Regions from separate parts of the Mus musculus genome. Here region 1 is linked to region 2. The links are chromatin loops, found by intact Hi-C in ENCODE. Cell type or tissue: heart. All regions are shown on one strand. Region 1 has its middle 61 kb from the start of Gadd45g. Region 2 holds the start of Gm33041 (a long non-coding RNA gene).

What was found. Hi-C counts contacts between places; a loop is a spot of excess contacts. Peaks named below come from ENCODE experiments on the same cell type or tissue, not always from the same donor. Only the 100,000 strongest peaks of a DNase experiment are listed, where the experiment ranks them.
Region 1: it touches region 2 in a loop (2.3-fold over the local background); 1 of 42 quality-filtered maps calls a loop at or near these places.

The regions. Positions count from the first base shown.
Region 1 is chr13:51,905,287-51,909,286 of GRCm38, forward strand. No RefSeq gene overlaps it. Among named protein-coding and RNA genes, the nearest start is that of Gadd45g, 61 kb to the left of the region's middle. In heart, no CTCF peak of the experiment used is centred here; no DNase peak of the experiment used is centred here; H3K27ac peaks cover 178 bases; H3K27me3 peaks cover 971 bases.
Region 2 is chr13:52,222,390-52,226,389 of GRCm38, forward strand. It overlaps Gm33041 (a long non-coding RNA gene), which reads left to right and starts at 479. Exons shown (of 4, transcript XR_382371.3): 1 at 479-571; 2 at 732-822; 3 at 1,883-2,104. In heart, a CTCF peak has its summit at 1,523 (motif pointing left); DNase peaks (open chromatin) are centred at 92, 182 and 1,122; H3K27ac peaks cover 1,287 bases.

The sequences.
Region 1 (4,000 bases), 320 kb before region 2:
AGAAAAACGTGGACTCTCCTTTCTGCACGTGCTCCTTGCATCCTAGCACCCATGGGTGCAAAAAGCCGGGCTGCAGGTATGAGGAACAGAGTGCTTGCACCAGACCAGGCCACCAGGTGTGCAGTGACTTTTGGCTGATGGGGGGTTTTGAAATGCAGGAGTCAGCCTTGAGCTGAGCAGGGTTTACTGGAAGGAGTGACTTTCAGGGTGGGGGTGGGGTAGGGGAAGGTTGTCAGCTAGGCTTGGAAATCCAGAATGTGACAGCTGGGGAGATGGGAATGTATGAGGGTAGCCAGAGGGCAATCAAGGCAGAGGGACAGCCTTGAGAGAAAGTAGAGGCTGCTGGAAAAAATGGGTGAGCAAGCAAGCAAGCAAGCAAGCAAGCAAGCAAGCAAACAACCAAAAACCCTGCACCATGCTTGATGGCCCACAGGACTCAGGCTCTGACTGGTCAGAACCAAGCTGAACTCTAACCCCTGACTTCAATGTTTCAAGGGTTAGGCTTTATTCTCTCAGCCCTAGGAAGGGTGCCCCAGCCTCCTGGGGGTATAGTTCACAACTCCTAGAGGTGGCTTTATGGGACCCCTTAGTAAAGAGTCAGGTAGGTTTGAGCCTGGCAATCTGCATTGTCACCCCTCTTTCCCCAAAATTGCCTTACTTGAGCAATGAATGAGGCAAGATGGATTAGGGTCCCCACTAGGGGTGTAGTCTATATCTGATCTGTTCAGACCCTTCAAAGATGAGGGACTGGCATTTTCTATTGGAGGCCTCTCTCTCAAGATGAATGCAGAGAAGGTCCCTCCCTCCCACTCCCATCCCCCATCTGAGCTTTTCTTCTCTGGCTTCAATAACTTAGCTCAGTTTAACCCCTATAGAGGGTGACTTTCTTCTCCTGGCATGCTCCAGGTCACGGTTGGGGACGCATGAAGGATGTGCCACCCACACATTAGACCTAGATTGAGCACTCAAAACCCTTTGGGACAGAGCTCAGAACAGGGTGTTCCCAGCCCTACACTGGAGAACCTGTTTGGTTAGTATTGAGCCCTGAGGACAGGAGCCAGCAAAGCTCAGAAGGAGAACCAACTAGGGAGGCTCCCTTGGGCTCCTCCCCATTTCCTGCTGTGGAGACTGGAGGAGTAGTCTCTTTAGGCTCCCCTGTGCTTAGCTGGCCTGTAGCATCTAACCCACGGTGACTCTTCAAGCCTTAGGGCATCTCCTTCAAGTCAATGTATCTGTACTGCTCTGAGTCTCACCAATCCTAAGGAGGTCCAGGGAGATGAGTTTGCTTGCTGATCGAGGCTGTGATCAACAGATACCATTTAGACAGAAAGGTTGGCAAGCTCTGGTCAGGTCTCAACCCCAGACCAGGAAACAACTCCAAAGCTATTTCTACAGTCAGGTTTTCCCCCCTCAGTTTGAAAGAAGTGCAAGCATGCTCACGGGCAGATCCTGCAAAAAGTCTGGTACATTTAAATATGACATTCAAGAGCAAGTCCCACGTAGCAGCTCCCTCTGGTGTGACCAGCCTTTAGATCTTTGGTAGAGCCCCGGGCATTTCTCCAGCCTGCAAGCTGACTTGAGTAGGGAAGGATTTCACAGAAACCCTGCTTTCAAAGATGGTGATGGCACCTGCCCACAGTCCCAAGGAGTCTGGCAGGTCCTAAGGGCGCTGCTTTGTGTTCCTAAAGGACTACTGCCTTTCTCAATGGGATTTGTAGACAGTGGAATGGCTGTGCATCTGAGAGGAGGAGGCCACTGTAAGGTGATTTATTCCCAACAAGTCAGAAGACCTGTGGGTACTTGAGGGGCACCAGAATAAAGATGCTCAACACTGGACTGCAGAGGCAAGGAGACATGGGGTTGGGAGACGGCTCAGCCAGCAACAAGGAGGAAGGTCAGAATTCAACCCCCAGAACTCATATCAAAATTAAAAAGCTGGCTGAGGTAGAGTTTGCAACTCTAGTACTGGGGATGGAAAAACGTGGAGAGCCTTGAGCTTCTGGGTCGGGGTGCTACCCTGTCTCAACACACAAGGTGGGTGCTAGTGTGACAGCTCAGTGGGTAAAGGCACTTGCCATCAAACCTTGTAAGACCATCTGGTGGAAGGAGAGAACCAAGTCCCACACATTGTTCTCTGTCACATCCATGCTATAGCATGTACAGACAGACAGACAGACAGACGGACACACTAAAATAAAAAGACCCCATGGATGATGCCTGAGAACTGACATTGACCTCTGACCTCTATGTGCCCATATGCATGTGCGCATAAGCATCCACACACACATACACCTATGTACATGGACACACACACACACACACACACACACACGCGCACACACACACAGACAAAGGAAGAAAGAGGAGAAGACCCTACAGAGCTGGCTGGCGCTTCCCTGGGAAAAGGGACCTGGTGTGTTTGAAGCCTTACCCTGAAGATGATTAACTAGACATCTGCCCAGAAAGGTCAAGGAAAGGAGGTCAGGGAAGTCCTGACTCTCACCCCTGTCACAAATGTGTCTCTCACCTGTATGTCACAAAGTTGATGTTTCTTTTCTCCACTCAAGGAGGGCTGAGGTGGTTTGGTTAAGTACCTTAAAAGATCCCATGTTGGAACCATGATCCCATATTTATATATTCACAGTGCTTGGGGATGCGACTTTGGGAAGTGACAAGGGTCAGATGGGGTCACAGGATCAACTAGGACTTTATCAGCAGGGGAGAGGGACTTGAACTTGGCCCGAGTTCTGCATCATGAGCAATACCTGATGCATTTGGAAGACTTCACCAGATGCCAGAACTATGCTCCTGACACCTCACATCCAGAACTTCAGGCAAGCAGACCTCTAGTCTTCACAGACATCCAGCTTTGGGTATTTTGTGTTGGCATTGGAAACAGATTTAAGATGGATATTGGCTGTAGCGCATGGGTGAGCTTTGCAAATCACAGTCGGAACGGATGTGAGGAGTGAGTGAGCACTCTCTGGCTTTCCTCTGACTCTAGGTCACTTGCAAGCTTTCCTGTGGGCTCGCTCACCTGACTTGTCCCATGCTTTCACTTGTGACATGGAACTGACACTGGCTCCCACTTGTCACATGCTCATAGTGAGCTTCAAGCTTTCCAGTCTCTCTGCCCTGCCTTCCACAGCCTGACTGTGAACTGGCTAATGTCCCTCTTCCACTTTCCCTGTAGGGACAGACAGTCAGCCTTGCAGGAGCAAACAAACTCTTCGAGTTCTGTCGTTGCTGTCAGGAGACAAAACTACAACAAAAACTCTTAGTATTTAGTGATTTCTTAGTAATATGTAGATCTTAGCAGGCGTTTTCTTAGAATCGGGCAAACCAAGTTCGACTGAGTGTCAGTGTTCCAATTGGCTAAGATGAGGAAGTTGCTTTTCTAGACAGAAAAGGGTAGAGAGAGAAAAGGCATGGAGCAATAATGAATTGGTGGGGAAAGTTACTTTCCTGTGGTGTGAAAGCAGGTGGAAGTTTCTTCTTCTCCTTCCCCTGCCAAACCACCCTCCCGACCCCCACCTCACTACACTGAGTCATTTTTTATTTTGTTTTAAACTGACTCCTTCCATACTTGCTTGAGATTGTGATACTTGGCTGGAGGAGTCCGTTCTTGTCTGTGCTGATGTGCTGGAGCCTTGTGCTGGTCTGCCACAGTAGGTGCTTGTATTTCAAGCTAAGTGATGTAGAAGGGAGATACCAAGCCAGGCCTATGTGTGTGACAGGCAGAGTCCCACCTACCTCTGCATGCTGTCTGCTCAAGTCCCAGTTCTGGAATCAGGTAGAAATGATGAGTCATGGGTGGATGCTGAGGTCAGAGGCTTGGGGAATAGGGGTGGGGGGGGGGAGGGTTTCCTGGTCCAGCCCTGGGGATAAGTCAGGTGAGCAAGCCCACAGGAAAGCCTGCGAGTGACCTAGAATCCAGACAAAGCCAGAGAGTGCTCACTCACTCTTCACATCCGCTTGGACTGTGATTCACAAAGCTCAC
Region 2 (4,000 bases):
GTGCGCCCCAGCTCACGCTGTCTCCCTGGTTCCAAATAAATAAACGAGTAGGAATAGGACTCAGGGGCCACCCCAGGGCAAGTTTCTCTGTGTTCCTATCCCTTACTGCAAGTGTTGACGCCCAGCTGTCAGGGCTGGGGTTGATCGCCTTGTCTCACCTTCAGAAAGGCCCTAGGACCCAGCTAGCAGCCTGAGGCTGCCAATGAACTCCTGTGAACAAGAGAGGCCACTGGGTGAGACTGGGTGGGACCAGAGCTCCAGGGCTAAGCTCTCCTAAGTTTCCTGCAGTCCTTTATCTGAGGACTGGCCAAGTTGTCCAGAGCCTGGGTGTAGTCTGAGCTCCCCAGGACCATTAAAGGGAGTGAACAGAAGCTTGAGCTGGTCTCTCAGTGAAGGAGGCCAAAGCAGGAAGCCTTGTCAGGCATTGCCAATATCAGCAGTAGAAACACACCCACACTTTAGAGTACAAAGCCTTCCCAGACACCCTGAGTGTCTCGTTTAATTCTCCTCCGGCTCTCCAAGTCGGCAGTGCAGTCTGGCCTTGCAGAGGAATGAAGGAGGGGCTCCACAGGTCCGCACAGAAGTCAGCACCTGGGGCTGCCTGGACTCTCTCTCTCTTCTGTTCATTGTAATCTGCAAACTTCTTTATCAGCCCCTTTCCTGGACCTTCTTATCAGATGGTCCAGACGAAAGGATTAAAGCCCGATTTCTTTTCCCCATTGTCTTCTCAGAAGAAGCTCAACAAAGCAATCAACATCCACAGTCTCCAAGAGAGAGGCCGCTTGGGGGCGGCTCTGCTGCTGTTGCATTGTTCTGCCCAGGGTAGGTGGCCCTCACAAGATCTCAGCCTAAGGTCAGTTATCTCTCCCCTGCAAACAGCTGGAGGATCTGTGGTCTCAGAGATAGAAGACACAGTTCTCCTTGGCGGGCCAATAGAAGGGGGTAAGGAAAAACTCCCAGCCCACCACCTCTCCCCTGCTCCCCAAGAAAGTGTCCCTGGATGAAAAGCGCATTCCAGTGAGCTCCAGAGAGCACTTTCCTGGGTTCTGCTGTTTAGACTGCCTTGCTGCAAGGCATCTGGCTCTGGCCAACATGGCACTGGCTAGAAGCCATGATCTTTCTGGCTCTCCTGAGCTCTGTCAGCTCAGCTCACAGGCTGCTTGCAGCTCTGAGGCCATCCACCACCTGACCCACCTTTGCTCCACACACAAGCACACATGAGGACATCTGTAATGCATCATACTTACATACTGCTAGGTATATCACCCTGTGAACACACCACAGACACACTTGTGTGCATGCACACATATATAAATACACATGTGCACACATGTTCGGGTGCACACACATAGACACCGCAGACATGTGGACACACACACACACCTTAATGAACACACACAAGCACACACACACACACACACACACACACACACACACACACAGAGTATCATTTCAACTGTGAACCTCTACTGCCCCCCAGAGGTTTAAATGTGGATGAGCAGGTTCAAAATTGTCAAAATCTTGGACAAAGGGCAACTGCTTATCTTTTAAAGCCCAAAGAACCAGAAGGTTCCATTTAGGGAAAAGATTGTGTTGTATTTTGACATACCTCACACAACCTTTATTTAATAGGATGTTTCTTCCAGTTTCTTAAACTCTATAAATCACAGGTTATAAGTGTGTACAGGTAGGTGTGTGTGTGTGTGTGTGCGCGCACGCGCGCGCCTTGCTCTCACCCCATGACCGCATGCTGAACTTGCAGCCTCGGCCATCCAGACGGCCCTCTCCTTTAATTGAAGGCTCAGAGAAGGGATTTAGAGAGACACTTTGGGAATGTTACTTGTGATCTTTGTTACTTTTTTTTTTTTTTTTTTTGTGGTAGGACACTGTTGCTTTGAAGACTTCTAAATCAAGAGGACTGCGTGTGTCACAAATGACAGAGTGACAGGCAGAGCCTTGTTTACTCACGGGTGGCATGTAAGACTGTACAGGAGGACCAGGAGAATTACTGTCTGTTTGATGTCTAAGATCTGTGCTTTCTTAGGTTTCTTTTGCCTCGGCTCCTGTTGAGTGTTTCCATGTTGAGATTCTCCCATGATGACAGGTAATTGCACATTTCAAATGAACAACTCAAAAACACAGGGGCAAGCAGATTAGCTTTAAAACAGCCTTCAAACAGCCTTCGCCATTTGTCTCTGGCAGGCTCCACGCTTTGGGAATTAGAGGCAAGTTCCTGTGTCCTTTTCTGTGCTACTTTGTATGGTTAATATGCACGGTCCCTGGCTGTGGGGCGGGCGTGGGGGGTGGGCAATGCTTAGTTAAAAAGCCAGGCAGGTTGGTGAACCCTTAAAGTCCTAGTGCTGGGAGACAGACCTGTGTCTCTCGGTTCAGAAAGCCAACCTAGCTGAATCAGAGAGTTTAGGCCAGTGGGAAAGCCTGTCTTTGTACCCCTCAAGAGGGTGAGCAGTGTTCAGAGGAATCACATCTGATGTTGACCTCTCTCTCTCTCTCTCTTTCTCTCTCTCTCTCTCTCTCTCTCTCTCTCTCTCTCTCTCACACACACACACACACACACACACACACACACACACACGTTCACAACACTTCAATATGAATGTATAAGACCAGTATCATGTCTGAATTTCTGAGGGAACAAGAGAACATGGAGGCACAGCTGGGGGTCCTTTGGGGTTGGCCCTCTGCTTTATTGGATAATCTCAGAGTTCCCTTGGTGTCTTAGTCAGGGTTTCTATTCCTGCACAAACATCATGACCAAGAAGCAAGTTGGGGAGGAAAGGGTTTATTCGGCTTACACTTCCATACTGCTGTTCATCACCAAGGAAGTCAGGACTGGAACTCAAGCAGGTCAGGAAGCAGGAGCTGATGCAGAGGCCATGGAGGGATGTTACTTACTGGCTTGCCTCACCTGGCTTGCTCAGCCTGCTTTCTTATGGAACCAAGACTACCAGCCCTGAGATGGTCCCACCCACAAGGGGCCTTTCCCCCTTGATCACTAATTGAGAAAATGCTTTACAGTTGGATCTCATGGAGGCATTTCCTCAACTGAAGCTCCTTTCTCTCACAGCTCCAGCTGTGTCAAGTTGACACAAAACTAGCCAGTACACTTGGTATGATTTTTTTAAAGGATCTTGCATGTTTGCAGACAGATGATTCTAAATTCTTAGCATCATAAACTCGTGCCATGCTCTTGATGGGCGAGTACCCCCTTGTGTATCTTTTTCCTTAGTAGCAGTTCTAGCTGATGTCATTTTGAACCAGAAGGGAGAGGGCCACACGGACTTTCCTAGCATTATGCCCTGCAGACATGAATCCGAATCTGTTTTCCCTCAAGGCCCAAGCATATGGTCCCGAGGGGCTGTGGAGATGGCTCAGTGCTTGCCATACGAGTTTGAGGACTAGAGTTTGAATTCCCAGAACTCCCCCAAATGCTAGGTGAACACGGCCCATCTGCAATTCTAGCTCTTGGAAGGGCAGAGACAAGGGATTCCCGAGAGCAAGCTAGCTAGTGGTACTAGCTAAAATGGCAAACTCTGGGATCAACTGAGAAATCCTGCCTCACTAAATAATATGGAGAGCCGGCAAGAACGACTCCCCATGTCAGCCTTGTACTCCTGCATGTGTTTGCGCACATGTGCACATATACTCACATACAGTGGTACACCCTCATGCATGTAAACATGCACATACAACATATACAGATACATGAACATGTGCATGCATGTACACACACACATATGTTCATCACGCATGCAGACACATGACAAAAAGGAAAAAGAAGTGTGTGGCATGTGTGATGTGTGGTGTGCATGGCATGTGTGTGTGTGTACATGCATACACATGTTCATGTGTGTGTGCACTCACTGCTCACTGTTCGGTGTCTCAGTCAGGGCTCTGAAAAGATGCCTTAGCTTTCAGAACCCCATCCCAAGCAAATTCTTTGCCTAGGCATTCTATCTCCTTGGTAACACAGCCCCTCTCT